Linked DNA regions of Homo sapiens: all the other regions are linked to region 1. Evidence: read pairs that join two places in POLR2A ChIA-PET (ENCODE). Cell type or tissue: MCF 10A. All regions are shown on one strand. Links, peaks and the distances in the headings refer to the core of each region. The heading gives the core; the rest is flanking DNA.

Region 1 (7,952 bases), core at 1,761-6,760:
TGATGTTGCTATGAACGTCATTGTACATGTACCTTGGACAGTAATGGCTGGGTTATGGGTACCTATGTCTCCAGCTCTGTTAGATAATCCCTAGTTGTTTTCTAATTCGGTTTCTAGCAATGTAAGAATTTCTGTTCCTCTATACCCTTACTAAGACTTAATGTTGTCTTATTGTGACTTTTAAAACATATTTTATGAGTATTAAATAGTATCTCATTGTGATTTTAATTTGAATTTCCCTGGCTACTAATAATGTTGAGCATATTTCTTATATTTAATGAACATTGAGTTCTGATTTTTTTCCCATTTTCTTCTGAGTATTTGACTTTTACTTATTGATATATAGGCTTTCCTCCCTTTTTAATTGTGAAATAATTTGCAAAAATACATAAAACATCTATGTACAGTTTAATAAATAATTTAAAGGAAATAGCTGTGTAAGGACAACCTAAGACAAGAAATAAATATTTCCAGGACCTCAGAAACCCCACGTTTTGCTAATTCAATCCCATCTTTTGCTCTAGAAGGAATCATTACCTTGATTTTTTTTTGACAATCAATTCTTTGCTTTTTTGATAGTTTTACTATGTATGCATCCCTGAACAATATAGTTTAATGTGGTCTATTTTGAACTGTATGTTATTTTTATACTTTTGGCTTTTACTTCTTTACATCAATATTATACTTGTGAAAGCATGATTTCATAGCTCATCTTGAAGTGTCCAGAATTTGTGGTCTATCTTATTTTAGCCCTACAGCTTGGCCTATAACTCAGATTTACATGGGATTATCTGAGTTGAAATTTAAATAAACTTAAAACAAACTAGTACTCATCGAATTCCACTTACGTCTCCCATTTTACCCAAATTTACAAATCTCTCCATGTTAATTCCAGATGAGTCAGGAGATTTGATTAAATTTCTAGTTAGTTGCTATAGTAGCAGATTTATTTTTGTTTTATTGGTACCTTATTCCTGAACATTTTCCATTTAGTATAATCAGTAATTAACTTTTATACACCCACACTTCACATTTACTATCTCTGAGACATGGCCAGTTCTTTTATTTTCTTTTTTCCTTAATACCAGTAGCCTAACTACGTACCTTAGAAGAACTTCTGATTCTTAGTATGAAACAGCTTGACAAGTTATAACTAAACAAATTTGCTGCCCAAGACCATGGTGCCTGGTAAATATTAATAATTAGGGCCCAAGGATGTTGCCAATTATACATAAGTGAGTTAATTTTTTTAAAAAATGTACTGATATTCACCTAGCTTTTTTGTTTCTGATCTTCTTTCCTAAAATACCCTCTGAATTTAATTCATATTACTTCAGTTCAACAAACAATTATTGAGGGCCTAGGCAATATGCCCTCCCTTAACCATTAAAAAGGAAGAAAGAAGAAAAAAATAGTGATTTCTTCTTCAATGGATTCGTAGTTGATATAGTTGGATGCCCTCTCCAAATCTCTTTTTGGGATGTAATCCCCAGTGTTGAAGGCAGGGCCCATTGGGAGGTGATTGGATCATGGGGGGCAGATTTCTCATGAATGGTTTAGCACCATCCGGTTGGTGCTGTCCTCACAAGAGTGAGTCCTCACAAGATTGAGTGAGTCCTCACAAGAGTGAGTGAGTTCTCACAAGATCTGGTTGCTTAAAAGTGTGTAGCACCCTCCCACCTCTCTCTTGCTTCTGCTCTCGCCATATGACGTGCCTGCTCCTGCTTCCCTTTCTGCTGTGAGCAAAAGCTCCCTGAGGCCTCCCTGGAAGCAGAGCAGATACTGGCACCATGCTTCCTGCACAGCTTGCAGAACAGTGAGCCAATTAGACCTCTTTTCCTTATAAATTACCCAGCCTCCAGTATTTCTTTATAGCAATAATAGAACGAACTGACACAGAAAATAATCCAGGAAAGAAGACATAGGTACAGACAACATAGAGTACAGGGGCAATAATAGAAGCAAGAACAGGTGAAAATCACATAGAGGAGAGATAAATTCACTCTATTAGAGTTCAGTGTGTTAAGAAATGACATCACAGAAGAAGGAGCCATCCAAGATGGTTTTAAGAGGTTGAATAGAAACTTTCCAGCTGAGAGAAACAGGATGGGCAAAAGCCAGAGCTTACAATGGGTTAAGTGAACTACATGTGGTTCAGTGCTGCTGGATCTTTAATCACAAGGGGAAGCCTGAAGAGAGATGAAGCTACAGAGAAGTCTTAAGTCAGGTCACAAAGGGCATGCTATGTGGTTTGTCAAGGAGTTTGTGTTTTAGAAATATAACCTCCAAGATGTTGTGGAATTTAGGTCATCAGCTATACACTAAGTGTTAGGATTGGCTTGACTGACAGTAACTCACCACTTAAAAAGCTAGTCCAGAGATCCAGTTCACCATCGTATCAGAGACTCAGCCCCTTCCTATATTGTTGGTTGTCATGTCAGCCCCAATCTAATGTCTAGGAGGGCATCCACAGTCCATGCAGCAAGCTTAAGCAAGGACAAAGCAAATGAGGGCAAACTGTGCCTGCCAATGGTCTTTCTGAGAAGATCCTCAGAAAGTGCCGCATGACTTTTCAACCTACCTCCCGTTGGTCAGCACTTAGTCACATGGTCACACCCAAACCCAAGGTAAACTGGGAGGAGAAAAAATGAAAGTGGAGGACAACTGGCAGTTTTTGCTACTAAGAAATAAGACATTGGAAGTGAGGAAGACCAATAAAAAGATTACTGCAGTATTTCAGTGGGAGATAACAAGGGCTGCATGAAGGTAGTGTTGGTGAGAATGGAAAGGGAAGCAGGACCTGAGAGCTATTTAGGCAGCAGAGTGGTTAAGAGTTGGTGATCTAGTGGATGGGGTGATGGCTTTTGGTTTTTGGCTTGAGTAGCTGAGTAGGTAGAGGTATCATCATGGGGAATTTTCAACATAAAACAAACGGAAGGGGAAAAAAAAACAAATATTAAAACAAGAAAAAAAATCAAATAGTACTTTTACTGTATAAAATCTACTTGCCTTTGACACTACCCTTCCCCTAGTGCTTCCTCCAAAGGTTTAGATAATCCTTACCAGCAGAAGGGAAGACACCAACATCCAAATGACATAGAACACTGGGCCTTTTCCTTCTACTCAAGACAGTGAGATGGGAAAACTGAATTCCAGACCTAACTGTCACCAACGGGACCAATGACCGAGGGCAAGTGAGTTCATCCTTTGCGACTTAGTTTCTTCATCTGTAAAATATGAAAGTTGAACTAGCTAATGTTTGTGATCTCATTCAGCTATAGAATTCTTGGATTCACTAATCATAGCAATCACCCACGCTAATCAACATCACAAAAAAATGAACAACCTTGTGTCACCCCAGCCATGCATAACTCACCAATGAGAAAAGATAATTGAGGCAAAAACTTAAAGGTCAGGTAAAACACAATTTCCTAATTAGACATCACATCTCTTCAGTTGGCTGTTGGAAACCTAGTTTCGTGTGGTCTGTTGGTATTAAACTTTGGCACATTTACAAAGTATTTTATTAAAGTGAAGAGGGTTTTGCCAATTGCATTTCAAAATTACTTTAAAAGATTTTACCTGGGGGGAAAAGGATTACTTTTCCTATTATGTGCATAAGCCTACATGTGGTTGCTGAAAATATCTCCCTTGAGTTAAGAAGTTTTTTCCTTTTGGTTGGTTAAGTACATAATGTTCCACCTACTACAAAGGATTAAAATGACCTGTTTCATCACAGAGTAAGGTAATCGCAGCAGCATGTGATTTTTGGCAGAAAGAACACTTTGTAATTGCTAATTTCCTACATCTAAATTCAGCTGAAGGTTGCAGCCCAAGTCCATAGTATTTCACAAGTCTTAACAAGCAGAACCCAAGGATGCTGCCAGGTTTTTAGACTGCCAATGAAACTGGAAGAGCAGAGAGTTTGCTGAGGGTGAGCCTTTATGAAGGAATGTTCAAATCCAAGACCCTGAATGTCTTACAGACACATGAAAGAGTCCATGGGACACAACTGTCAGACTCGGGTGTTTATTTTGGCCCCAGACTCTCTTCTCATCTCCTCTGTGCTTTCTGCCAACTGGCAGCTGTCCTCAAGGTCAGACCCTTTATTAAAAAATCAGCAACTTAAATAAAAACCAGTAATGCTTTCAGCAAGTATAATCCGTTTTACTTGAGAAGTGTTTCAACTAGTATTTCTTTTGATGCAAAGAAAGTTTGAAAATATGATATAAATAAAATATTTTAGAACTCACATCTACGACCTCTAGGACCAAATTTGTATTTTTCAGCCATGGAAAAACACTCCTTACTGAATAAGTATTAGACCCCAGTCTATGATGAAAATTTTCCACGTGGCCAAAAGAAAACAAATGCAAATAATACCATCATGATATAATCGACTTTGAAGCTATGATTTTATGTTCCTTAAGTCTCCAAATAAGTTTTAACCCTGTTAGTTGTATTTTAAAAGGAATCATTCTTTGCAGATGTCAAACCAGATGTTAAAATGCGTTTCTTTACTATTTGTCAAAGCATTACATGTAGTCACATTTGCAAGATGGGAGACCTGGAGTTCTGGAGTTCTGGACTAGAGCTGGCAACCTGGATTCTGCATACCTGATTAGGTCTATAAAATGTCCTCAGGCATATAAAATCCGTGCATTAGAAGTCAATTCTCGAAAGTCAAAACATCATATAGGACTTTTGCTGACCAAAAACTAAAGGTATGTGTAGGAGCTGATGTGCCATAGCTTAAAGAGTACAGGTTCAGTGGTTACACTGAGCAGTGCTCAAGGCCAAGCTTGTCCCTTCTTAGCAAGACAACCTTGGGTCAACCACTTAGCCTACCTCAAAGTTAATTTTTGATTGTTTCAATTGTGCTTTAAGTGAGAAAAATCATAAATATATTGTATACATCATATATATTCATCACATATATTATTGATATATATAAATTGGCAGCTCAATTCCTCTCATTGCTCAGGTCTAAATCCCTGGAGTCATCTTGTCTTCTCTTTTCCTCTTACACTTCCTATCTAATCTGCCAGCAAATTCTGCCAGCTTTGCTTTCAAACTATATCCAGAGTCCGAACACATCTCATCACCTCCATTGCCACCATTCTGGAGGTTGGTGCCATAGGCTCTCCCTGGATGATGGAAGCAGTCTCATCTTCTCTGGTCTCTCTGCTTCTTATTCTCTTAATTTCAACACAGAAGCCAAAGTAGTCCTTTAAAGACACAAGCCAGATCATGACACTCATTGGCTCAAGGTTCCCTGGCTTGTGATTTTCCTTCTCTCTCAGAGGAAAGCCAAAGTCCTCCCCCTGTACTGATAAGACCCTGAGGCTCTGGCCTCTCCTTCGCCTCTCACTCATTTCTTATCACTGTCTAAGCCCATCCCCATCACTCTCTGCTCCCTCTCCCAGCCTTACTAGGCTCTTTGCCAGGTCCTATCTCAGATCTCTGCACTTGTGGCTCCCTCTACCAGCGGAGGCTGGTGCATTAACCCAGGTACAAGATTACAAGGACAAAATATTAGAATTGAATCACTGAGATTCAAAAAGATACGGGGAAATCCAAGGCACATTTAAGAATGAGATATGATATCTCAAATAGGAGCAAGGGGATTAAAAAGGGTAAAAATAAAATCTGTGTTCCTATATTGTCTAAAGATATTTTTGGCCAGGTGTGGTTGCCTGGTAATCCCAGCACTATGGGAGGCAGAAGGAATGAGGATTGCTTGAGCTCAGCAGTTCAAGACCAGCCTGGGCAACATAGTGAGACCTCGGCTCTACTAAAATTTTTTAAAAACATTACCGGCCGGGCACGGTGGCTCACGCCTGTAATCCCAACACTTTGGGAGGCCGAGGCGGGTGGATCACGAGGTCAGGAGATGGAGACCATCCTGGCTAACACGGTGAAACCCCGTCTCTACTAAAAATACAAAAAAAAAAAATTAGCCAGGCGCAGTGGCGGGCACCTGTAGTCCCAGCTACTCGGGAGGCTGAGGTAGGAGAATGGTGTGAACCCGGGAGGTAGAGCTTGCAGTGAGCCAAGATACCGAGATAGCACCACTGCACTCCAGCCTGGGCGAAAGATCGAGACTCCGTCTCAAAAAAAAAAAAAAAAATTATCCAGGCATGGTGTCACGAACCTGTAGTCTCAGCTACTCAGAAGGCTGAGGCAGGAGGATCATTTGAGCCCTGGAGGTCAAGGTTGCAGTGAGCCATGATCGTGCTACTGCACTCCAGCCTGGACAACAGAGTGAGACCTACTCTCAAATAAATAAATAAACTGCTTAAATAACTTATTATATATTAGGTGACAAAAGTTTTCAGGTATAGGTTTGGTGTGCATTTCGTAGTTAGCATTGCAAACTATCTCCTAACTCTAAAATTCTATAATTAGCAGATACTATAAAAATGATTATGAAAATCAAATACAGATGATTTCTCACATAACTCTGCTTATAGAGTATTGACACAGTCTTATTTAAATATCAAATTTAGGTTGTCATATTTTAAAAAGTTTTTTCCAGATGTATGGTTTCATGAGAAGCCATCTGCAACTTCCAAAAATTTATTCGGAGCCCATGAAGTTTTAATGTTTCCGCACTTTGAGGTCTCCTATTGAATATTCCACTTTTCTCATGATCTAAGTGTTTTGTTTGATTCTTTATAGGCTTCTGAGCAAGATCACCATTTGGAGACAGACTTATCTAAAGTGAGTTATAAATTTGTATGCAATTTACCGATTAACAGGTATGAAAAATAACAGCTGATTTAATTTAATTATTACATCATAGGATGATAAGCTTGGAAGTGAGCTTTGCATAATATTCCCTGTCATGACCGTCCTCTGTTGACACAGATACATAGACAGGGTTATTTGTGGCTGTAGAAAATGTGAAGCAGACAGTACTTGGAAGTGAAGGGAAGAAACCACAGCAAGATCTTGCCTGTAATTCTTCTTTTGGTCACTCTGGCATCCTAGTTAGATCCTGAAAATCCATATGGAGCTACCATATAATCTTCCTCTCCCTCAGTGAAGAAACATTTCAGACCTGTTGGCTGTGGGACCCATGATACCAGGCTTTTGCCCCTTCACATGGATGAGGATGAGATAAAAGTCGAGGAATAAAGGAAGTCAGGTGTAAATAAAAGTAAATACAGCCAAGTCCTGCATAAAGATCTTTCGATCAATGATGGACTTCAAATATGACAGTGGTCTCATAACATTTTATTGCATTTTTACTGTAGTCTTTCTATGTTTAGATACACAAATACTTAGATTGTGTTACAATTGCCTGCAGTATTCAGTACAGTAACATGCTATACAGGTTTGTAGCCTAGGGGCAATAGGCTATCCCATATAACCTAGGTGTGTAGTAGGCCATACCATCTAGGTTTGCATAAGTACACTTTGTGATGTTTGCACAACCAAAATCACCTAATGATGCATCTCTCAGAACTAGAACATATACCCATCATTAAGCAACACACAACTGTATATTTTCTAAACTAGATTTAACTCTTTATAATATCAATTATTTTTGTCAGTTTTTATGTCAGAATTTGATACCTATGATGATAAAGTTTAATCAAAAGAGTAATATATTTGAAAAATAATGGCTTCATTATTAAATTCTGTGATTTAGAGGTGCTCAATTTCTTGTCTTAGAATCGCCTTTCCTAATCCTAATAGGTTCAAAGAGTCAGAGAAACAACATAACTATGATAACATTACCCATCTTGACAGCTGACCTGCCAACTACATTACCTTGTTGCTCCTCACATTTTATCAGCAAAAGAGATGCCTCCATTGAAAATGAATCCAGATGTTTTAAACGCAGATGCTTTGGAGATAAAACAACAGTAGTTCTGTTTGACAAATAAAGCACTGCGCGGGGCCTTTAGCTTATCCCTAGTATATAACTCTGGCCATATGACCAT
Region 2 (7,952 bases), core at 1,175-6,174, 180 kb before region 1:
TTCCTTTCATGCACACAAAGACTGGGGTGTGAGAGATATCCAAGGGCAGAGGATCTGGGACACTGTGATACTGAATAGGAGTCATTTACTATGCCCTTGAGGTGTGAACAAAGAATCCTTAATCTAGAAATTCCTCACCCTCCTATTTTTCACACCTAATTGCATCCAGAAATTGAGTAGCTACAACCTGCAACCTTCAGCTAGTGAAGAATGGCTTCAATTTGCACAGCCAGCAAGTGCAATACACAGTGGCCACGCTTAGTTGTAGTGAGGGGCTTGTTTCACTGTTCTTCGGTGGCAAGAATTGACTTCAGGAAATAACTTGGAGGGGAAAGGAGACAGGTTAGCAAGTAGAGAGTTTCCCAGCATTCAGGAATTGTGTGGTCATGGAATTGGTCACCCATCAGGGTATTCACCAGCTCAGACAAACCAGGAATGTGTTACTGTACGTTGGGGATGTGGGTGATCACGCAGCCACTGAAAATTTGAGCTGTCATGTTTCTGTGATTCTGTGAACTAATGATCTTACTTTTCAGAAGGTTTTTATTGAAGGAGAATTCAAGGCAGGTTTGTGTAGTACAGATTTTCCTAAATTCTGTCCTACATGATATGAGTTTTTAGAGATTTAAGTTATAGCAGAAATAAAGGTGTTCTGTAACAAAAACAGTTTTGGAAAATGTGAGCTGTTAGACAGTAGAATCCTCCCTTGGGGATTCATGATGTACATTACCAGGGCATTTTGAAAAAGTTGATAGTGAAGAAATTTGTTTAAACTTTGTTTAACCCAGATTTCTCAAACATATTTATTCCAAATGTAATTTTTTTTTTTTTTTGAAACAAGGTCTGACTCTGTCATCCAGGCTGGAGTGCGGTGGCATGATCTTGGCTCATTGCAACCTCTGTCTACTGGGCCCGAGCCATCCTCCCACCTAAGATTCCTGAGTAGCTGGGTCTACAGGCGCATGACACTGTAGCTGACGAATTTTTTTTTTTTTTGGAGAGACAGAGTTTCACTGTGTTGGCCAGGCTGGTCTCAAACTCCTGGGCTCAAGTGATTCAACTGCCTGGGCCTCCCAAAGTGCTAGGATTACAAGTGTGAGCCACCATGCCCAGCCTCAAATACAATATCTTTTATTTTTGTATAAAGCCAGTGTTCCAAAGTCTACCACTTGACAAATTTCCTGTGGTAAAAAGAATACGACTTTTTGACCAATTTGTGTGGCAAGTCTGAGCTTGAACAAAATTCTTACTGTTTCAAGTTTCAATGTCCTCATCCAAAAAAAGGAGAAGTACTTACTCATGCAGAGTCTTATGAGTATTAACGTATGTCTTAGAAAATGCCTAACAGGCCAGGCACAGTAGCTCATGCCTGTAATCCCAGCACTTTCAGAGGCTGAGGTGGGAGAATTGCTTGAGGCCAGGAGTTCAAGGCCAGCCCTGGCAAAATAGTGAGACCCCATCTCTACAATAAATAAATAAATAAATTTAAATTTAAAAAAACTAGCCAGATGTGGTGGCGTGTGCTTGTAATTCCAGCCTTCTGAGCTCAAGCAATCCTTAGGAGGCTGAGGTGGGAGGATTGCTTGAGCCCAGAAGGTCAAGGCTGCAGTGAGCTAGGATCACACCACTGCATCCCAGCCTGGGTGACAGAGTGAGACCCTGTCTATTAAAAAAAAGAGAAGAAAACAGTGCCTAAATGGTGCTGGACCAAAAGCAAATGCTCAATAAATGGTGACTATTTTCAATAGTTGCTAATTTTAGGACTTTTTTTTTTTCACTTAAGTACCTAATCATTCCTCTTGCAGTTTAAATCTACTTCCTTCTGACTGACTTTGATGGAAATAGGAAAGTGTCATTAATCAGTAAAATAACAACTCCAATTATATGATTTGGTGAAACAGCTGAGGCTTCATTGCCCAGTCTTTGCTCATGGGACAGAAGGCCTCAGTGGCTGTGATCCCCAGTCCCTAATTTCAGGGAAGAACTTGTCTTTAATCACTTTTCCTAAATAGACCTAGAGCCTAGGGGCACAGTATTATAAAGGAGTGCCTAAGCAGGGTGCTTGAAGGTTGAACACCTGCTCAAATAGTATTGTCTTTGAACTGTCATAAAATTTTGTTTGGATTCCAGTTATGGGGACTAACATTTTAAGATTGTGGTGGATTATGTACTAACGCCTCCTGCCCCTATATCCATGAAATTTATTTACTGTATTTTGCATTTTAAATATTTGTTGTTCTGAATGCAGAGATGGACCTTCATGCCAATCCATAATCTAGGTCCTGAGGTTTAGCCTCAGAACTTAGGCTGTCGTCTCCATTTTTGGCCTTAGTCCTTATAGGAGACACATTCTCACTGAGGAAGCCTGGTGCTGTATATCTTTTCAACAAAGCTTTTCTTTTCTTTTCTTTATTATTATACTTTAAGTTTTAGGGTACATGTGCACAACGTGCAGGTTTGTTACATATGTATACATGTGCCATGTTGGTGTGCTGCACCCATTAACTTGTCATTTACATTAGGTATATCTCCTAATGCTTTCCCTCCCCCTCCCCCCACCCCACAACAGGCCCTGGTGTGTGATGTTCCCCTTCCTGTGTCCAAGTGTTCTCATTTCAACTAAGCTTTTCTTTGCAGAACATGACTTCTTCCTGAGATGATGGGAGACCAAAAAAAAAAAACTCTGTTATCATGATAATGTGGTCAGGAGAATGGGAGAATGCCTCAAAGTGGGTGTCTAATTTACTGCGGGGCTTTCAGTGGCCAGTGGTTGAGGTGGAAATTGAAAAATGTCTTTTGTTGATGATCAGTCAGCCCTTGTGATAACACTCTCCCCTTTTTTTGATTTTTAAATTTTTTTGCCAAGGGCACTTTCTTTCGGGAAAGCATGGTGACTAAGGGCACAGACGGAACTGGGTTCAAGCGGCCTTGGACAAGTTGCCTTATCAGATCCTCAGCTCCCTCATCTGTATTTGGGGATAAAGATCCCCAGGGATCATTATCTAGGGATATTGTTAACAATAAATTTGAAAATAAAAATGCGTGTATATTGATTGATAGCCTGAACATAGTCAATCAAAGTTAGCTATTATTGTTGTCTTTTTAAGTTTATTTAACAAATAATCAGATGATTATCATTATATAACTTCATATGTGTATCATTGTATTGGATATTGTGAGATGACTAATACACAGAAGGTTAGTTTCCACTAGGAGTTTACAGTCTTATCTGAATGCAATGCAGACATGAGTCACTTCTCTACACGCAAGGGAGGAGAATGATTTTCTTATTTGGCTCACTAAGTCCTCATACTCTCAAGAAATTCAGAAGTAATATCTCACACAACTTCTCCCATCAGATAGAAATTTAATCTATAATGAGAGATATGCAGAAAGAGCTATTTTATAGGCTTCATGTTAATTTTATATGAGGGCATTTTATTCATCAGATTACATTGGTGATTATAAAATATTGTTATCTTCAGACTTTTCTATATAGGAATCAACAACTGTTTTTTGCATAAAAGAATGCATGACTAGAAGTTGGTGATTTCTAGGTGACAAAATATATCACCTAGATATGGGCATATCTTTGCATTGTTTTTTCTGAAGAAAAATTTTACAGCAATAGGTAGGAGATGGAGAAGTTGATGTTGGTAACAATCCAGATATAAGGTGATTAGAGATCAGCTGATAGGAAAAATAGAAAACTGGTGGAGCCAGTTAGAAAGGGTTTGCAAAGGCCGAGTGCAGTAGCTCATGCCTGTAATCCCAGCACTTTGAGAGGCTGAGGTGGGAGGAATCCTTGAGCCCAGGACTTTGAGACCACCCTAGGCAACATAGTGAGACCCCATCTCTACAGGAAAAAAAAAAGTAGCTGGGCATTTTGATGTGTGCCTAGGAGTCCTAGGAACTCAGGAGGCAGAGGCCGGAGGATCACTTGAGCCCAGGAGTTCGATGCTGAAGTCAGCTATGATTGCGCCACTGCACTCCAGCCTGGGCAACAGAGTGAGACCCTGTCTCTAATACATAAATGAAAGAAAGAAAAAGAAGAAAGAAAGAGAGAGAAAGAAAAGAAGAAAGAAAGAAAGAAAGAAAGAAGAAAGAAAAGAGAAAAAGGAAAAGAAAAGGAAAGAAAAGAAAAAAGAAAAGAAAAGAGTAGGTTTGGGTTTGCAAGGATGAGGTTTCCTACCACCATCACTACCAAATAGCTCTTTGGATTTTCATACGTCTGGGCTTTCCACTTTGAGGGAGGAATCACTCTTATGTCAACTACAGCTTTTCATCATTTCTAAATTTAAAAAACAAAGTAAATGACCCGTAATTATTGTAATTTTTCTATAAACCAAAATATAACATGAGCTATAGATTTATCCTTTGTTTTACTGATTTCCCTTGTAAATTACATTGTTTGTATTCTATTAGGGAATGAGGAAAGAATTGTGGCATCTGGGGTCACAAACAATCAACATTTGATAGCTTATTAGGCTAATATTGCCCATTTATTTTCACATTATAAACTACATAGAAATCCTAACTGTGAACATCTCAAAAATGAATCCTTTCTGAGCTTCATTTACCCAGTGTAGGGAAATTATTCCCCATACCCTTCAAAGTATCCAAACTTTCCTCATGCTCCTGAACTCACATATCTTCCAAACTAGTATCAGAACTCTTCAGCTAAAAATTGTACATTGATTCTGACTCACACATTAAACCAATTATATTACTCAGTGCTTTCTCATACAAACAGCATACTTAGAATGATTCCATATGTTTTGTATCTTTCTCAAAATTTTCTTTGAGTCAGGACAGATTTAGCATATCTAGCTGTACCGCAAGATTAATTGGATTATTTCACTTTTTATTTTTTCTCACCCCCTACTTAATTTTTTCCCTTTCTTATATAAAAGCTTGCTGTTTCAAAGTCACTTTTTAAAAACTACAGGTATACAATACAAATAAAAACAACATCATTAAGCGTTTTGGTAATAACAGGTCCTGGCAAGGATATAGAACAACTGGAACTGTCATACGCTGCTGGTGGGAACGCCATTTCAGAAAACCACTTTTCATTATGTACTAAAGCTGAATTGAATATATACATACCACTGGTACAGCAAGGGTAAAAAATGCATATATATTCACAAAAAAACATGTATATGAATGTTCATAAGGGCACTATTCCTACTGGCCGGAAACTGGAAACTATGCAAATGCCCATCAACATTAGAATGGACAAGTAGATTGAAACTACACAGCAATTGAACACTACACAGCAATGAGACTACACAAACTACCACACACACACAATATAGATGAAGCTCGGAAATATTAATATCATGTTGAGCAAAAGAAGGAGTTACTGGATTATTCTATTTACATAAAATTCAAAAACAGGCAGTGATTGTTTTGGGAGGGTCTGATAACCAGAAGAGGGCACAGAAGTGCAGTTCTGGGACACTACACGAGTTCTTTTTCTTGATTTGGGTGCTAGGTATGTGAGCTGTACACCTCGTCAAAACTCATCCAGCTATACACTTGTTATTTATGAACTTCTCTGTATGTAGGTTAGGCTTCAATACAAAGTTTAAGAAATGTGGTAGTGTCAAAGTCAAGATACTGAACAGATGGCATCCAAAGAATGCAATCTAAATTTATATGCATATTGGTCCTACCTTTTTTCAGAAAATTTTTAATTGATTCAGCGCGTTTATGATTCAAGTGTCGTGAGCTTTTTCTGTTACACTGAAATCATCCTGGACATTTCAAAGGCCTGTTTCATTGAACATACTGTGAATTACTCTCTTCCCTATCTAGCTATATATCTGAGACATAGCTCCCTGGGGTCAAGGAACATTAATTTTATAACTTTTGTTTACCAGCAATACTGAAAGGTCATGAATATGCATTTTCTCAGTCTTAGTAGAGGCAGAAGATAGTAATAATGCTCTATATGTGCCTATCCTAATTCACCATTGCTAGAATAAGATTAAATGAGGTACTATATATAAAAAGTGCCTTGTAAGCTTAGTGCAATACAGTCATTTGATATGATGTGTTTCATTATTTGAAAACATTTTTAGTAGAACACGTAATATTAAGGAATCAATGAAAAAACAATGAGTTAAATTTCCTTACAGTGAAAGGATCAACTATAAGATAGATCTCTACCTAGTGCCTATTCACATACATGAAGTGAAGGTGTTTAAACATTTAAAATAAGTGTGAAAAGAAGAAAACATACGTTCTTAATAAGGAAAAATCACTTGCCCTTTCTGGGTCTTAATTCGCTTGTATGTGAAATGAGTTTGCATTATTGATATCTAATCTTTCTAGATCGAGTATTCTCTGTTTCACAAAATGTTATTTATGTACATAATTCACAGTTTCAGCATGGTAGGAAGGAGAGAGCACCACACTCTAATGAAAAAGTTCTTTGCACATCAGGCATGTTTCTATTACTAGTTGGAAGGCCTTAAAAAGTAATTTAGAATGATAGAAAATCAGAGGTGAAAAAGATTTTAGTCACAACCGACCATTTTGCAAGTGAGGATGCTAAGACAGAAACATCAGGTGTTGTACCTAATTACAAACGGTTTCTTAGTAGTGGATCCGGGCCTAGAATCCAGTTCTCAAAAACTAGTATACCATTTTTATAACACTTTGCCCAAAGGTATCAATTGTTTTTGTCCCATAACGTGAGAAGAGTAGAAGTCAAGTCAATCTCAAAGCATTAAAACTTACACCTGGTTTTATTTTTTCAAGTACTTAAACATTCTATTTTTATAGTTCACCTCCATTTGACTTTAAACAGTTAATATACAACTATCTATAGTTGTTTATTTTTTTCTGCTCTGCATAAAAGCACAGCCTTCTCAGTATTAGAACTTAGTGCTGTATGTTGCATATTCACACAGATACAAATATACTTACACATATGTTTGTTGAGCACATTTCACTTCTTGTAGTTGGGATTTCCTGTAATTTTGAGCCATGATTCACTCTAGCAATGAAGCTCAGTGCAGAGTTGAGGATCATGGGAGGACAAGTCGTATGGGATAAATACATGCCTTTTTTTCCCCCCAGATCTCAAAATTTCTTATTTACATAAGCCTCATTCTTCTTAAAAATAGAAAGACAAGTCCTGTTTTGTTTCATTGCACAGGATGGTCAATTCTTCTTTCACTACTCTGAAGTTGTAAGAAGTTTAATTGCCAACCAAACGGAGAAACACATAAGTTTTCTTGGCATAAGAGAGGAAACAATATGAGAATAGTTCAAAATTAACATTTTCATCTGGGCCCTTAATATATAGTTCTTATCTACTGGACGCATGACTTTGTGATAGCTACATAATTTGAAGGCTCGAAGGTAGGGAAAAGAATAAGTGGGAATTGGGCTTGAGACAGTGCCAGCCACTTTGTGGTTTTGGGCAGATCACTTAGTCTCTCCTTCACAGTGTTTTTGAAACGATTGAGTAAGATTACATCTGTGAAAAGTGCCTTGGAAAACAGATAGCACTGTACAATTTTAAGATGTTAGTTTTGTTATTAACTCAATATATGTGCCTGCTGAAAGGATGATGTCTTTTTTTACATTGCTGGGAAGTTTCATCTATTGTGTACCTTCCTCCTTTACTTCTAAGTTTTCTTTAGGATTTTTTGCAAGAACATCATCCTGGATGGCCCAACTTTACCACTTAGTAGGAGAAAAGGATGGATCCTTAGTATATTACAGAGGAAAACAATTAATCGAAATGAGAAAATCATTGCAAAGTTTTAAGAGATCTCATCAAAAACTCCTTGGGTGAGAAGAAAATCTAATCCCTAAGTCATAGATCCATCCACAGATATCATATGGTAATTATGTCATCAAAATACCATCTATTTTGTCACTGATGGATGTTTAACATGTCATATTTACAAGTCACTCATGCATTTGTTCAAGTA
Region 3 (7,952 bases), core at 1,364-6,363, 64 kb before region 1:
AAATGAGTGGTGTGTTTTCACCACCAGTTTTCTTACCACCTGTCATCTCTTTTAATCTTAGCAGCTTGCAGATTCTTTCAAGTCCCTCCAGAGGGAAATTCCCAGAGTCTGAAATGCTGTCCTTCTGGCGTGATGGGATTATCCATAACCGAGGCATCCTCCATGCTCATCAGGCTATAGGAGTGCTTTCACTGTGTAGGGAGTGAAGTATGTTAACACTATTGCACTGAAAAGGCTGCCCTCCAAAAAAGGAGGATATAAGAAATTCAGGTCATAGAATGTTTAAATTATGTAATCATATATTTTCATCAGCACTAAAAAATAATTTTTGGCTGTAAGGTATCATTTCTAAATTGCCCAATATAACATCCTGTAGGAAGGGAACTTTAGATATAGATAGATTATTGAATTGTGTTAGTACCCCTTGAAGAAACATCTGCTATTATTTTGACCTGTTTTGCATAGACTGAAACCCTTCCAGAAGCCTCATACATTATACATATGGTAAATCACAGCACTTTTACCTAATTGCTCCTTTAGGAGCTAATGACCCCCTTTGCTGCTTTGTTTCAGACACCTGATGCAATCAGCATGGAGAGGGTGTGCTCAGTCTCATCTGTTGCCTTGTAAATTCATGTTTAGTTCAAAATTAAGTGCAATTTCAAAGTGTTTAGTTTAATTTTAATCAATCTAGTTACTGTAAGCATTGCTCAAACTTATACGTTTGTTAAAATTTGTAAAGGTGACTTTGGTGAATGAATTTTGGCCTTTAAATAGATTCAGCTTGCTGTATATGCAGAATAACTTGCACAGAATCAACCATGGAAATTCAGTGAATATGCCCTTTGCTCTCATAATATTGAAAATCACAGCATAACTTGAAGGACCTTGTTCAGGTAAGAAATCAGTGCAGGATTTATAAAGGTACCATATAGGAACCTGGTACCATGGGCTGGTATGTTTCTTTATTATTATTTTCAGAGGGAGATTTGTGGATTGAATTTTTTTTATTTCTGAATACATAATTGATTTCTTAGCCAATTAAAAATGTGTAAGGCTGGGCCCAGTGGCTCACACCTATAATCCCAGCACTCTGAGAGGCTGAGGTGGGTGGATCACGAGGTCAGGAGTTCGAGGTCAGCCTGACCAACATGGAGAAACCCCGTCTCTACTAAAAATACAAAAATTAGCCAGGCATGGTGGCATGTGCCTGTAGTCCCAGCTACTCGGGAGGCTGAGGCAGGAGAATCACTTGAACCTGGGAGGGGGAGGTTGCGGTGAGCCGAGATCGGGCCACTGCACTCCAGCCTGGGTGACAGAGCAAGCCTCCATCTCGGGGGGAAAAAATTAAAAAATTTAAAAAAGATTAACTAAAATAAACATATATAAGCCTCATATAGCTTAAAAATAATTTTCTATAAAAAGATGAATAATGTAGTTTAAAACTACTCTCTATTCTTAAAAATTGAGAATGAAGATTTGGAAAGCAACTAAAAAATAATATACTCCAATTCTCTTATTAGACAGGGGAGCAAAGAAAGGCCCAAGGACCTTAGCAAGTGACGTGCTAAGGTCTGTTTTCCCCTGCAAATTGATGACTAAACTAGGACAAATACTGAGTTATGAAATACTTAATTTTATGGAGGAGAGGCACAGACACAATTATGACAGAAGTTTTAAAGAGTTAAAAAATTACTTTGCCCACTTCATAGCAATATAATAAAGAAGAAAACAGATATAACATGGAAAAGCATTGTTCTAATTAGCTGATTTTCTATGTATATAAATCCATGTAGCATTCCTTTCTAACTGCATTTTGTATTTGTTGTCATATTTCTTTTAAATGAAAATGAGTAAATCAATAATTCTGTTCATTTGGAGTGTCACATATTAAGGACTGAATTAGTTCCATTGATAGAAAAGAAATTTGTGAAGCAAGCGTGATGTTTGAAATTTATAATGGGTCCAGGTGCGGTGGCTCACGCCTATAATCCCAGCACTTTTGGGGGCTGAGGCAGGTGGATCACGAGGTCAGGAGATTGATGCCATCCTAGTCAACATGGTGAAACCCTGTCTCTACTAAAACACAAAAAATTAGCCGGGGTTGGTGGTGTGCGCCTGTAGTCCCAGCTTCTCAGGAGGCTGAGGCAGGGGAATTGCTTGAACCCGGGAGGCGGAGGTTGCAGTGAGCCGAGATCACGCCACTGCACTCCAGTGGCCACTGCACTCCACTCTGGCAACAGAGCAAGCCTCCATCTCAAAAAAATAAAAGGAAAAGAAAAGAAAAAGAAATTTATAATGGGAAAGTTTACCTACTTAATCTAATCATTTGCAAGTGTTCCCTGTTTATATCTAAATATAGCCACGGCCACAGAAGTGGAAATCCAGCAGTGCTAAGGTGGCTTGTTGGTTTGCTAATTATGAACTACACTTATCTATTCATCATAAGAGATTTTCTAGTATGCTTGTTAAACCTAGTTTTGGTGGATGCGTATAACCGAAAATAATGAAAGTGGTGGAACTGAATATAGACTATTCCGGATTCTAACTTTACACTCATACCAGTCTGTATCACAGACATATGATATGACAAGTAGTTGGACTGAGATTCAAGATTATCAAGAAGATTATTGGAATATGGTTTTATATCAACTCTCATTAATGAGCCCTAAATATATAGACTGTGCTTTGAAATATTAGCTGACAGTAGCACATATTAATTACTTTTTAATGCAAATACCTGTATTGGGAGTGATTGTTTTAAAATGCTTCCTATAATGGTGTACAATTATATAAAGTTTGGGGACCTTTGGAGACCTGCCTAGACAATGAGCATATGCTATTCATTACTCTCTTCCTAAAGCTTATCTCCTTAAGCTTCCTTGCAGAATAGTTTGTGTAATTACAAAACCATCACAAAGGAGAATTAGCAAAACATTTGGAAAGATGGATCCAATTTTATAGATTCAGAAACATAATTTGTTAACAGGATCAACATTCTCTTAGTAGCTCCACCAACACTGTCCAACGGAATAGTATGCAATGACAGAAATGTTCTGTGTCTGTGCTATCTGGTATAGTGGCCACTAGTTATGTGTATCGAGCACTTGGAATGTGGCTAGTGTGGCTGAGAAAGTAAAGTTTTAATTGTATTTAATTAATTAAAAATTAGTGGCTGGGCCCGGTGGCTCACACTTGTAATCCCAGCACTTTGGGAGACTGAGGCGGGCGGATCACAAAGTCAGGAGTTCAAGATCAGCCTGGCCAACACAGTGAAACCCTGTCTCTACTAAAAATACAAAAATTAGCTGGGTGTGGTGGCGGGCGCCTGTAATCCCAGCTACTTGGGAGGCTGAGGCAAGAGAATCGCTTGAACCTGGGAGGCACAGGTTGTGGTGAGCCGAGATCGTGCCACTGCACTCCAGCCTGGGCGACAGAGCTAGACTCCGTTACAAAAAAAAAAAAAAATAGAAAAATAATTTAAATAGCCACATGTTGCTAATGCCTACAGTATTGGGCAACTCAGTTCTTGAGAGAGATTACAGAATTCCTTCTAAGATCCCCTAGCACTGAGCACAGTGCCTGATACATATTAGCCAGATGAAATGAGAAATCAGGAAATGCAGCATATATATAGGAAGACAAAAACCCCCAGGCACACACACGTATCGTTGAAATGACACTGAACTCATTAACCTAATATGGAATGTAAAAGGAATTCACTTAGGAAAATAATCATTGCAAGTTCTTTGCTTGCTGACTAATTCATACAGGGTAAAAGTAAAAAAAATAAATTTTCTGTATGATTAAACTGGGTTACCAAGCAGATAAGATCCTATAAAACCCATAAAAGCTTGTTAGATCCCTGCCAGGGCATGAGATCTGTAAGCCTATGGAGTGACTTCCTTTTAAGGTGACAGCCCCTCTGGGTGAGGCAGAAGCCATTCCCACCTCCCGCTGTGTGTTCCAAGCCTCCTCCCTGAGTCAGCGGCAGGCACTTTAGGGCAGCGTCCTGTCCTGTCACTAGTGTGTAGCTAAGGAAACCTGGCTGAACGCATTGTTACTATGGCTCTGTGTGCCAGATCTCCGGGGCTGAGCATAACAGAAGAAGCTTAAGGACACTACATGCAACAGCCAGTGAGAGCAGGAGACATCGGTGTTTCCAGAGTCCAGACCCACCACAGTAAGTGAGAAATGAATGCTGGATTTTCCCCATCAGGCAATTCGCTGGCTTCCCTCATTTCCTTTTTATACTAACACCTGACACTTTAGAAAGTGGTCATATCTGTCATCACTGAGATATAAGAACAATTTTTTTCATAAACGTGAAATTTCTAAAGTAATAAAAATGGCATGAATTGAGATGCTGTTTTTGAGTGAAACATTGTACAGACGATTTTGAAGTGAAAAAAGAATGTTGAAATGGTATGTGTAGCAGGAACCCATGACTGTCGAAATGAACACGTATGTATAGAATAAACAAGAATGACATATTAGTGTGTAAAAAGAGGTATCCTACAGAAGTAACATTTTCAGTGATTTTCATTGTTTCTTTTGGCTTGCCTATGTTTTCCAAATTCCCTCCAATAAATATGCATTACTTTTATGATGAAAAACTTTACATTTTAAAAAACTACATTCTCTATCTTGACTAAATAATCCTTTGGTAATAATAATAGTAATATAGTAATATAGCAGGGAAGGAAGGAAAGAAGGAAGGAATGAAGGAAGGAAAGGAAGAGAAAGAGAAAACATCCTCAGATAATTTGTCCTAAAGTCTCCACTTTTACCAATTTTGAACGTTATTTGACAGTTCCTATGAAATTGGCTGTTTTTACCAATCTGTAATAGTCAAGAGGAACCATTTTGGTCAACTAGAGACAGATTACCCAGTTTCAAGATTTCAGATGAAATAAATTTAATTTAAAATAATAGCAAATGCTTTTTTATGTATAGTACTGAGAACTCAGAAGATGATGAATTAGTAATTGGTGTATTCATGTATTTATTCAACTGGTAAATGTTAGAAACCATGCAACATGCTAGAGATAAAAGGATGAATAAATGAACACAGATTTAACTATACATTTTATTTTTTAAACTTATATTTTAACTACTTCCAAAAATGATTTGTGCTGGATTATAGAAATTTTATTTTTTCATTTTTTACTTTTATTATTATTTTTTAATACAGGATCTGGCTCTGTCACCCAGGCTGGAGAGCCATGGCTCATTCTCAGCTCACTGCAACCTCTGCCCCCCCAGGCTCAAGCCATCCTCCCACCTCAGCCTTCAGAGCAGCTGGGAAGGACTACAGGCACAGGCCACCATGCCCAGCCAATTTTTTTGTATTTTTGGTAGAGATAGGTTTTGCCATGTTGACCAGGCTGATCTTGAACTCCTGGGCTCAAAGCAATCCACCTGCCTTGGTGGGATTACAGGCATGAGCCACTGCACCCAGCCAGATTGTAGAAATTTTATCAGAAACATATTTATTATTGTAGACAATATTATTATTGTAGACATTATTAAATAGTCAAATGATCTATTAGATATAAAGGTATCAAAAACCTATTCAATCGTTTTGGAAAATGACATTGTAAGGATTTGAGAAGTCACCAGAAGAAAATCCAAATTATTTTCATCCCAGAATACTAGGAAAGACATTTGAAAAGTCTGCCACTTTAATTCTGCTTTTTACTAGTTGATGGGTCTTAAACAAGGTACATCAACAACCTCTCAGATTTAATAGATCCATGTCATAGAGAAGTTTTCATATTATTTGAATTTCAAAGTTGAAAGACTAAAATGCAAATACTCTGAAAGCAACATTGCTGGCAAACAGCTGGTTTGCATTTACATTTTCTAAGCTCCAATAGATCCTTACCTACCTTTTAAGGATTTTCTAAGGCCACCAGGACATTATATTTTTAAACACTGGCAGCTTACTACTGTTAGAATTTTGTTTTGCCCACCTGTTCAGTCGGTGGTGACCTATCTCTGAACTATGGTTGATGCTTCCTTTCTGCATACTCCCAGGCTACCTTTTACTCCAGCAATCATCAAAGCCAGGGAGTACTGAAAAACCAGGGACTTTGGGTTAACACACATGAGTGGCAGACATCACCCCTCTTGACCCAGCTGCCCCTCTAAGGGGCTTTGAGAAAAGCACAAGAGAAAAAAAAATGATCCTAGGGCTAGGTTGGATACTGGCAGTCCCTCAAGAGGAAAGCAGAAGACCATTGGAAAGAGAGATCAGATGCTGGAAACCAAGATGAATCTGAGAAGACAGAACAATCAAATGACAAATCGGGGGCAGATGAGGGCCAGAGTGATGGGAGAGGGCCAGGAGAGATGAGAGGGAGCTGAGAGGAGGGTAAAGACTAGGATGGTTTTGGAACTCATTTAGGGACACTGAGCTCTACTTTCCATATGCTGTCAATGAACAACAGGCCTGTTCTTGGTGGGCAAGGGGTACGTCTTCCACCCCATACCATCTTGAACAATGCCATCCCTCATAGCTTGGGGTTTACTATTTATTTAAAAAAAATTAACCCAGGTATTGTGATTTTATTTTTGACCTCTACACTGTCAATAGCCAACAAACAGGACTTCAATCCTATCATCAGAATTATTAGATACAATGCAATAACCAACCCAGGATTTGTCCTCATCCATGAGGGCCCTACAAGGAGAATCCTTTCATTGTCCTTCTGAGTGTCACATTCCTTCAACACCTACAAGCTTCCCAAAGTGACTCCAAAACTACCATGCAGCAGTAGTGACATGGCTCCTTATTTTCACAGTGATTAATATTTACTGAGAACCTGCTATTTACAGTTACTTTACATACATTATCCTTCTTCATGTGCATAACAACCCTGTGAAGGAGGTAGCCATATCCCAGTTTAAAAGGACAAACTGAAATGCAGAAGGGTTCAGAAAGTCTGAAACACATACAGCTGCTACATGTCACGGCTGGGTTTGAAGCAGGCCCCAGCTCTTTTCCTTGTGCTGTGATGTTGCTGTATCGCTCAGATCTAATGTTCTGTGGCCCATTTTACCATGGTATCACTGAATTAGCACATTATCAATTCCCTAATCACATGGCTGCTTCTTAGCCACACATAATTCTACTCTATGTTAGCGAGCTGGGCTCAGCAGTTACTTTGATCTTTTTTTAAAGGCTGCAGTGAACATCCAGTAATAATGTATGAGCAACGTAACCTTTCAAAGTGGAAATATGTCTAATGGTCACAACCACCTCTCCTTTCAACTCCCTTACCCTCACATCTCCATTGCAATTATTCCTTAATTATTGAAACCTCTAGTCCATTGATGCTGTCACTCTTTCACAATTTTCACTACTCTCGAAACCTTGCTTCTCTTTTTGCCCAGCTTACAATTCATGACCCATTTCTAAAATCATTTAATTGAAAACATGCTCAATTTTCTGGCCCCACTCTCCCTGTACTTACCTGGCTAGACTCCAACTCTTCATGAGCCTAACTAGCCATTTTCTCTATGCCTAGAGATTAATCACATCTGTTGTCCTGGCTGCACTTTAAATTTGCAATCTCAGGCCTCAAATAGGCCCTTAGTACTGCGAAAGAGTCCTACTAGTTTTCCCTAATAAAGTTCCCCTTTGAGTCTTTGAAATGACGATTTCACATTTCCTCTCTCCCAAAACCTCTCACACTTCTCCCTCCCTATTCATAGCTGATGACTTAGACTCATACTTCATTGAAAAAGAAATCTAATATTGGACAAGAGTGCCTTCATCTCGTCAAATCTATGTACCTCAGTCTCTGTGCCCATATTGTCTCTGCCTTCCCTGTTTTTGAAACAGGAGAAATGTGTCTGCTCCTATCAGAGGTGAATCCTTCCGGTCCTACTCTGATCCTACCCACCCTCACCTTTCCAAGGATTCTTGTTCTTATAGTTAAACTCCT
Region 4 (7,952 bases), core at 1,168-6,167, 140 kb before region 1:
AAGCATTTTTCTTATGGCTGATTTAAACCTTCATCACATAATTCCAACATCTGATTCATGTTGAATTGGTGTCAACTGATTGTCTTTGCTCATTCAGGTTACAATTTTCTTGGTTCTTGGTATGACGGGTGATTTTTTGTTGTATCCTAAACATATTGTCTATGATGTTAGGAGACTCTGGATCCTATTTAAATCTTTTTATTTTAGCAGGAAATCACCCCGTTTAGGTTTAGCACGTGGATCTTGACTTACTTTTTTTTTTTTGAGACAGAGAGTCTTGTGCTGTTGCCCAGTCTGGAGTGCAATGGCACGATCTCGGCTCACTGCAACCTCTGCCTCCAGGTTCAAGTGATTCTCCTGCCTCAGCCTCCCACCACCACACCCAGCTAATTTTTGTATTTTCAGTAGAGAAGTAGAGATGGGGTTTCACCAGGTTGGCCAGGCTGGTCTGGAACTCCTGACCTCAGGTGATCCACCCGCCTCAGCCTCCCAAAGTTCTGGGATTACAGGCGTGAGCCACCGCGCCCGGCCTTGACCTACCTTTATGTGTTGCGCTTTATATGATACACTTTAATTTTCAGAGCCCCCAAGGCATTATTTTGGTCAGCTTGGTTTATCTGGTGTTGATGGGGTTCTCAATGGTCCCTACAGGTGCTTCCTGAGAGGGTTAAGAGGTTTCCCTAAGCTAAGCTGCTGTGTGTCTCCTGATCTGGAAGAGGCATAGCGGGATTTCCTCTCTGGACAGGGAAGGAGAGTCTGGAGCCTGCGGGAACACAGCCTTCCCAGGTCAGGCTGCTTGCTGTAGCTGGGTCTTTCTGGCCAGTTTCAACCCTCCCACCTTCACCCGAATGTCTCTGGGCTGTAAATAGAGTTTTTGTTTTGTTTTGTTTTGTTTTGTTTTGTTTTGAGACAGAGTCTCGCTCTGTCGCCCAGGCTGGAATGCAGTGGCGCGATCTCGGCTCACTGCAAGCTCCGCCTCCCGGGTTCACGCCGTTCTCCTGCCTCAGCCTCCCCAGTAGCTGGGACTACAGGCGTCCGCTACCACTCCCGGCTAATTTTTTATATTTTTAGTAGAGACAGGGTTTCACCATCTTGGCCAGGCTGGCCTTGAACTTCTGATCTCATGATCCACCCGCCTCGGCCTCCCAAAGTGCTGGGATTGCAGGGGTGAGCCACCGCGCCCGGCCTAAATAGAGTTTTAAAATATAAATCATTCTCTTTTTTCTACACAATAAAATTTATAATTAATATTAAGAACCATGAAAATATCATTACACAAATAAACATTTGAAAAGCACTTTAATATTTTTATTTTAAAAGCTTTCAAAGTCACAAAGTTCAATGAATAACACTGAATACTCATATACACCTATCTGTGTTCACCCACTGCAGCGTTAACAGATAAAATATAGGACTCCCAGTTAAATCTGAATTTCAAGTAAAAAGCCAAATAATTTTTAAGGTTATGTATGCATACAATATTTTGTACCTACTTATATTGAAAAATTATTTGTTGTCTATCTGAAATTCAAATTTAACTAAGTATCCTGTGTTTTTCTTTGGTGAATCTGACAGCCCTAACTTAACTGCTAACATCTGGCCTCAGTCATTCCAGTCTTTTCTCTACATATACTTTTCCTTTGCCAAACCATCTGGGGAACACTTTAAAAATAAAATCACAGAAGGTTTCATATGTGTATATGAAGCAGAATTGTCTGCCTTGGTTTTTTTCATCTAGTACTCAAAATTGAATTTTTTCCATTCGTTATTATATAGCACTAATTCCCCACCCCTGCCTAGATTCTAGGCTAGTTCTGAGTGCACAACCATGATGTAATTACAAAAACACTTCAACTCTCATGTCAGAAAGCCAGATGTTGTCACCAGTGAAGCAATAATCAAGAGGCCTCTGAGCACCATCCTTCTAGAGCTGATGCCAAAACCATTTCAAGTGAAAGGCAAGCATTCTATGAAAACTCTCATATCAACTAAGAAACTACCATTGCTTGGTTCTTGAAGATGTTCCAGTTTTTCTCAGTTTCTTTAGTATGAGAAATCTCACCCAAATTCTACTTTATGTGGACATATCCATATTTATAGGTAACCATTGTAACTTAATGATTAAGAGCACAAGTCTAGGTTTCAGACAGTTGTGGGCTGAAATCCTATCTCCTGTAGTCAGGCTCATTAAAGGAAGTCATTTCTCTCATCTGTAAAATGGAATAAAATATCTACCCCTTGCATTTGTTGCAAGGCTTAGGAGAGCACTGTGCTTGGCACGTAGTAAACTAGCAATCATCATGTTGCTCTCCACCACAGTTTACGACTTTCACCAAAGCCAATTTTATGTTATGTGTTCCTGATCTTTCCCTGGAAATAATTTCCACACTAGTTTGAAGGCTTCTAAACCACAGCTACTGCTCACAACCATCTTATTACAACATATTTGAATACTGTAGTCGTGCACAAAAGCAGAATGGAAGTGAAAAGAGATGAGGTCTCAATTGTATTCTTAGACCCCATCCACACAGATACGAGTCAGGGACCACCAGCTAGATCGAAGTATAGTAGTAAATTTGGCTCTATCAATGACCACATGGTGTGTATGTGTTTGTCTGTGTGCTTGTGTGTGTGTGCTCTACGAATGAGATGATATGAAAATATGTTAAAAGTTTATGTGTCGTATATGGGAAATGATTTTTCCTTCATACATGAATTCATGTTAGTCAGATATTTATCAGATTAATGTGTGCAGTTTAGGTCATGAGACCCTTTTATTTTGAGACAGATTCTTGCTCTGTTGCCTAGGCTGGAGTACAGTGGTGCTAAGAGGGCTCACTGCAGCCTCTTCAACCTCCTGGGCTCAAGTGAATCTCCTGCCTCAGCCTCCAAAGTAGCTGAGACCACAGGTGCATGCCACTATGCATGGCTAATTAAGCGATTTTATAGAGATGGGGTCTCGCCATGTTGCCCTGGCTGGTCTCCAACTCCTGGGCTCAAGTGGTCCTCCTGCTTCAGCCTCCCAAAGTGCTGGGATTACAGGTGTGAGCCACTGGTGCCTGGCTCAAACCTTTAAAAAAGTGTGGAGGCAATGGAACAGATTCAGAAAAGGGAACTACAAACATGCAAATGTGACATGATGAAAAGTCAAAAGAATTGAAATTGTTTAGAAGGACCAGGATAAATTGGCTCGTTTTCAAGAATGGGAAAGGTTTTCTAGGAAGATTCCAATTCACTATTCCTGTGTTCACAGAGGACCAAAGGGAAATGATTATATTGAAATCGTGTACATTTTTATTTTGTATGAAGAGGCGGTCCTAGGAAATTTGGTGGGAGTTTTGACTTAAGCTTTGTATATAATTACCAGTCCTGACTATTTTTTATCTGGTGTCTACCTGAACCCAGGGGCTGTGGTAGATGAATGTGAAGGTTCTTTCTAGCTTTGAAATGTAACTGGCGCTGCATATGGAAGATATGTTGCACAATTAAAAATCTGTTAAACAATTACTGAAGAGATGGGTCAGCCACAATGCAGAGATGAGTATTTTGGCATGCTCTGGTTGTTCACAGAACACAACATGAGACCCATCAATCAGCTTTTAACAGACAATTCCAGGTCAGCCAGCATGACTGGATTTTTAGTGCTGATTTCATTGGATTTGCATTTGCTATTACGAAAGACGACAACCGACAGTTTCTTAGAACATAAATCATTGCTCGTGCCTTGATCCATAACTGGAGAAACAAACAAAATTTTTAAAAATTGCCATTGAACTAACAATTCTCAGTATGGATGGGAATGTTTCCTTTATTAAATTCAGGATGGATTCATTCTAGGAACAATTTTGGTGTTCTGGGTCTCATTCATTATAGATTACCAACTTTCAGTGCTTGGCTGCCAAAATACTTTGGCTCATTCTCAAACCCCAGCAATTGAATAAATTTTTCCTCTCCTCCTGCTCCAGAGCCATTAACAATAGCTCTAGTTGTCTTTTCTTCTTACTTTATCTACTACTTTTGTCTTGAGTCCCCTAGAAATTTCTGTATGCTGTTTATACTGCAATATATTAATGATGATTCATAGCCATGTATTGATTCTTGTGATCCTCCCAAAACTGTGTGCCTTTGTTCCTCCACTTGGTTTCTATGTCCCTCTACTTGGTTCTGTAGGTCCGTATTTCTCCTCTCACCTACACATGGACCAGCACAGACACTCATAAATGAAACATGTATTTTTCAGTCAATGTTTATTGTCTCTGACCAGATCTAAAGGGCTTAGTTGACTGCATGAACAAAACAAAACAACAATAATAATGAGACAACTCAAAGTAAAAACCCTGTGATTAAATAAGCTGGAACTTTATCTCCCACCTGCAAGCGGTCTGGAAGTGGAAAGATTGGGGCTGGCAAGGCAGCTGTAGTATTACAAAGGCCATGGATGCTTTCCCAGCCTCATGGTCTGATGGGCTGCCCTAGTTTCAGTCATGACATCAACATCCCAAGAAGCTGAGTGGAGGAGGAGATGGGAGTAGGGCAGATTCACCTCTTTCAAGGAAATTTCCTAGAAGTTCCACACAACATTTTTAGTTGATTCTTGTTGGCTGGGACTAGGTACATGGCCACTCCCAGACTCAAGGGAGGCTGGGAAGTGTCATCTTTTATGCCAGGTGACAATGTGGCCTACTAAAAACAAGGATTCTGTTATCATGGAGAAAGGAATCAATAAATGATGGACTAGACAATGATCATCTACTGCAGAGCCTACATCGGGCTTTGGCAAGAAAAGCCTCAATCCAGATCCACTGATTTAAAATGTCAGTGTGATGTGGACATTCCCCTTTGGTAACAGTGCACCAGGTGCTGTGATAAGTGCTTCATCATAAAATCCTCATGAAAATCCAGGACAAAGGCGCTACTATTATGTATCAAGGCTAAATAATTCCATTTCATAGATGACAAGACTGAAGTACATAGAGGAAAAAGCCATGCAATTAGTTTTTAGTAACTAAGGTATTATATTCTCTACATAGTTCATAGTGAAGCTGGTGATTGAACCCAGGCAGTCAGATTGCTGCACATATACTAGTAACCATATTCCTGTGTTGCCAGTGAAGCAGAATGGGAGCCTTGCCTTTCCAAGAATTTTCCAGCATACACTGTGGCATAACACTCAGGGATTCTGTGATGTTGCCTTTATTATGCTCACACAGACATACACAGGTATGTGAAAAAATTAATATCTCTGCTTTCATTTGGACATGATAGGCAATTTTCAGGAGTTGCTATCAAACCTTATACTTAGTTGTTGGTGCCATCCTTCTTCTACCTCATCTTTCATTTGTTAAATGTTGTCTTTATTTTTCTGATTACTAGAAACATGGAACTGTGTAAAGTTTATTTCAAGTGAGCTATTTGCTGCAATCCATTCATTCTTTTGAAGCACTTTATTCCTACAGCTACCTAGGACGGTTGAGGTCTAGCCATGATTCAAGATGGGGCTGTCAGTCCATTTGGTTGGGGAGATGGCCAAACCCTTGTGAAGCCTTGTCAGCTTAGACACAGGATTGATGACAGGGTCATTGTAGAAAAGAAGAGTAAAAAGATTTGGGGGATTGATTCTGGTCTTGAGAAAGATGCTCTATTGTTTTGATTGCAATTTTGATTGGCAAATTGGAAAATAGAGCTTAGTCCTACTGAATGTCAAGCGAATGGAATGTTACTGTAAGGGAAAATAATTTCAAACAATCTGTGTTTTTAAAAAATGCATAATTTTTGTAACTCGAATACTGTATTCCCTTCATATGAAATAAAAACCTACTAGTCAGGAGCCCATTACATAAATACATCATGTCAGCTGATGTGAGAAATAGTCTTCTTTTAAAACAACTGATGAAGAGTAGAGATTTAATGCCTTTGAATTTATTATTATTTCACACTGTTCTGAAGAGGAATTTTTATAGTTCATTGTTTCCTTAAGTCATCTTAGAGTTTTCCAGAAAGAATTGAAAGAAAATGGAATAAAGATATAGCCAGCTTTAAAAAATGTCTATTATAGAAATTGTCACATGTATTAAAAGAGTAGAGATAATACCATTGTAATGGTCCATGGGACTGTGACTTAACTTCAGCAGTTACCCGCACATGGCCAGTCTTCTTTAATCTCCACCTCCACCCTCATTTCCCTTCCCCTGTACACACTGGGTTCTTTTGAGTAAATCTCAAACATCATCTCTCGTATCTGTAAATACTTCATTATGAGCCTGTGCAAGTTACAAGATTTTCTAAAAAACATATGCCCAAACTTATTATCACTCTTGAAAAAAGTAATAATGGTATTGAGAATATTATATGCTTCTCTCTTCTTTTTAAAAAGTTAGTGTGTGTAAATCAGGATCCTAGCAAGTTCACATATTACATTTGGTTGTTATGTCTCTAGTGTTCTTGTAATATATAGGTTCATTTTTTCTTTTCCTTTGCAATTTATTTATTGAAAAAATTCTTATGGAGTATATATCACATTGTGGATTTTGCTGATTTGTTTATGCCCCTGTGGTGTCATTTATTATGTTCTCAGTCCCTTGTATTTGTATAAATTAATCAGATTCAAGTTTGATTTTTTAAAATTTCTGCAAGAATATTTCATAGATGTTGTTGTGTACTTCTTACTGGATCACAATATATTGCATTGCATCCGGAGGAATGTAATTCTTCCTATTTTATCACATCAGGAGGAACATAATGCTAAGTTGTCTCCCTGTCTATGATGTTAAGAGTGATCAATTTTTGACAGGTAATGTCAGCCAAATCTTTCCTTATAAAGTTCCTCATCAGCTTTTTAACTAATAATTTTAGTAGCTATCCATGGTCACCACCTAAAATGGTTACTTCATTAGAGATTACAAAATTGAGATAGTCCAATTCTATAATTTCTTCTTCATATATTAGCTGGAATTCTTCTAGAAAAATATGGCTTTCCTACATTAACTATTTGGTTACCTTGAAGTGCTCTTTGTACAGAAAAGGTGTATAAATGCTTGAGTTTTAAAAGTCAAATTTTAGAATAATGAGCTTATTCCTTAACAACTGGAAAAATTCAACAATGAGCTTTTTAAAATTATTATTGGGGTAAGCAAATGATTTTAAACATATTTAATATGCTAAGTCCTCTGCTATTATTATTCCTTTCTATAATCAAATTGTCCTGACTTTGGAAGCCATAGATCTGGAATCAAGCCTTTCTACAAAGTTCCTTTTAATGGAGAAAGGTATTTAGAATCCCTAGTCTAGTTGCTGGGTTGACCAAGGTCTCTAGACCTTTTCAGTGGTCAAAGGTAGAAAAATAGTTCAGGAGTCCATACTAATACTTCCAATACCAATTTTGGTTACAGGATTTTTACTTATTTGACTTGTATTTGTATCTTTTCCTTCTTTCACTGAACGCCTTTGTTTTTAAATGAAATAATATAAATATTTATTTACTTTTTATTACAATAGTATCAGAATGACAATATACTAAAACTAACTTTATGATTACTGAGAAGAGCCTTGATTACTGAGGAGACTTTTTTCACTTCTTTTGTTCTTAGAATGTAACCCACCAGGGATATACGGCAAAATTACTGTTTTAAAGTCACTTTGAAATAAACTTTCTCTGAGTGGTAAAGTCACCAACTCAAAAATAGTTAGGTTTATTATTTTCTTTCAGCTTTCTTATTCTAAGAATTGATTTTTAAGTTTATATTTTTGGATGATGTACATATATTTCCAGAGTAAAATCTACAAAATATTTTTAAAAACTAACTGTCATATTCATCCCCTCACCCAATTCCCATTCTGACCCAAAGGTAGCCCATGCCTCTAGTTTTTAGTATATCTTGGCATTTTTAAAGTAAGCTACTCTGTGTGTGTGTGTGTGTGTGTGTGTGTGTGTAACTATCTGTAGTGTCCCTCTT

What was found. Peaks named below come from ENCODE experiments on the same cell type or tissue, not always from the same donor. Only the 100,000 strongest peaks of a DNase experiment are listed, where the experiment ranks them.
Region 2: POLR2A ChIA-PET joins it to region 1 with 5 read pairs; 2 of 35 experiments call an interaction of 5 or more read pairs at or near these places.
Region 3: POLR2A ChIA-PET joins it to region 1 with 9 read pairs; 2 of 35 experiments call an interaction of 5 or more read pairs at or near these places.
Region 4: POLR2A ChIA-PET joins it to region 1 with 6 read pairs; 1 of 35 experiments calls an interaction of 5 or more read pairs at or near these places.

What each region holds. Positions count from the first base shown.
Region 1 is chr12:25,581,193-25,589,144 of GRCh38, reverse strand. It overlaps a transcript of LMNTD1 not described here. Among named protein-coding and RNA genes, the nearest start is that of LMNTD1, 32 kb to the right of the region's middle. In MCF 10A, for the core only: a CTCF peak has its summit at 5,462; DNase peaks (open chromatin) are centred at 3,814 and 5,464.
Region 2 is chr12:25,764,586-25,772,537 of GRCh38, reverse strand. No RefSeq gene overlaps it. Among named protein-coding and RNA genes, the nearest start is that of MIR4302, 110 kb to the left of the region's middle. In MCF 10A, for the core only: no CTCF peak of the experiment used is centred there; a DNase peak (open chromatin) is centred at 3,247.
Region 3 is chr12:25,644,725-25,652,676 of GRCh38, reverse strand. It overlaps a transcript of LMNTD1 not described here. Among named protein-coding and RNA genes, the nearest start is that of LMNTD1, 95 kb to the right of the region's middle. In MCF 10A, for the core only: no CTCF peak of the experiment used is centred there; a DNase peak (open chromatin) is centred at 4,036.
Region 4 is chr12:25,720,031-25,727,982 of GRCh38, reverse strand. No RefSeq gene overlaps it. Among named protein-coding and RNA genes, the nearest start is that of MIR4302, 150 kb to the left of the region's middle. In MCF 10A, for the core only: no CTCF peak of the experiment used is centred there; a DNase peak (open chromatin) is centred at 3,622.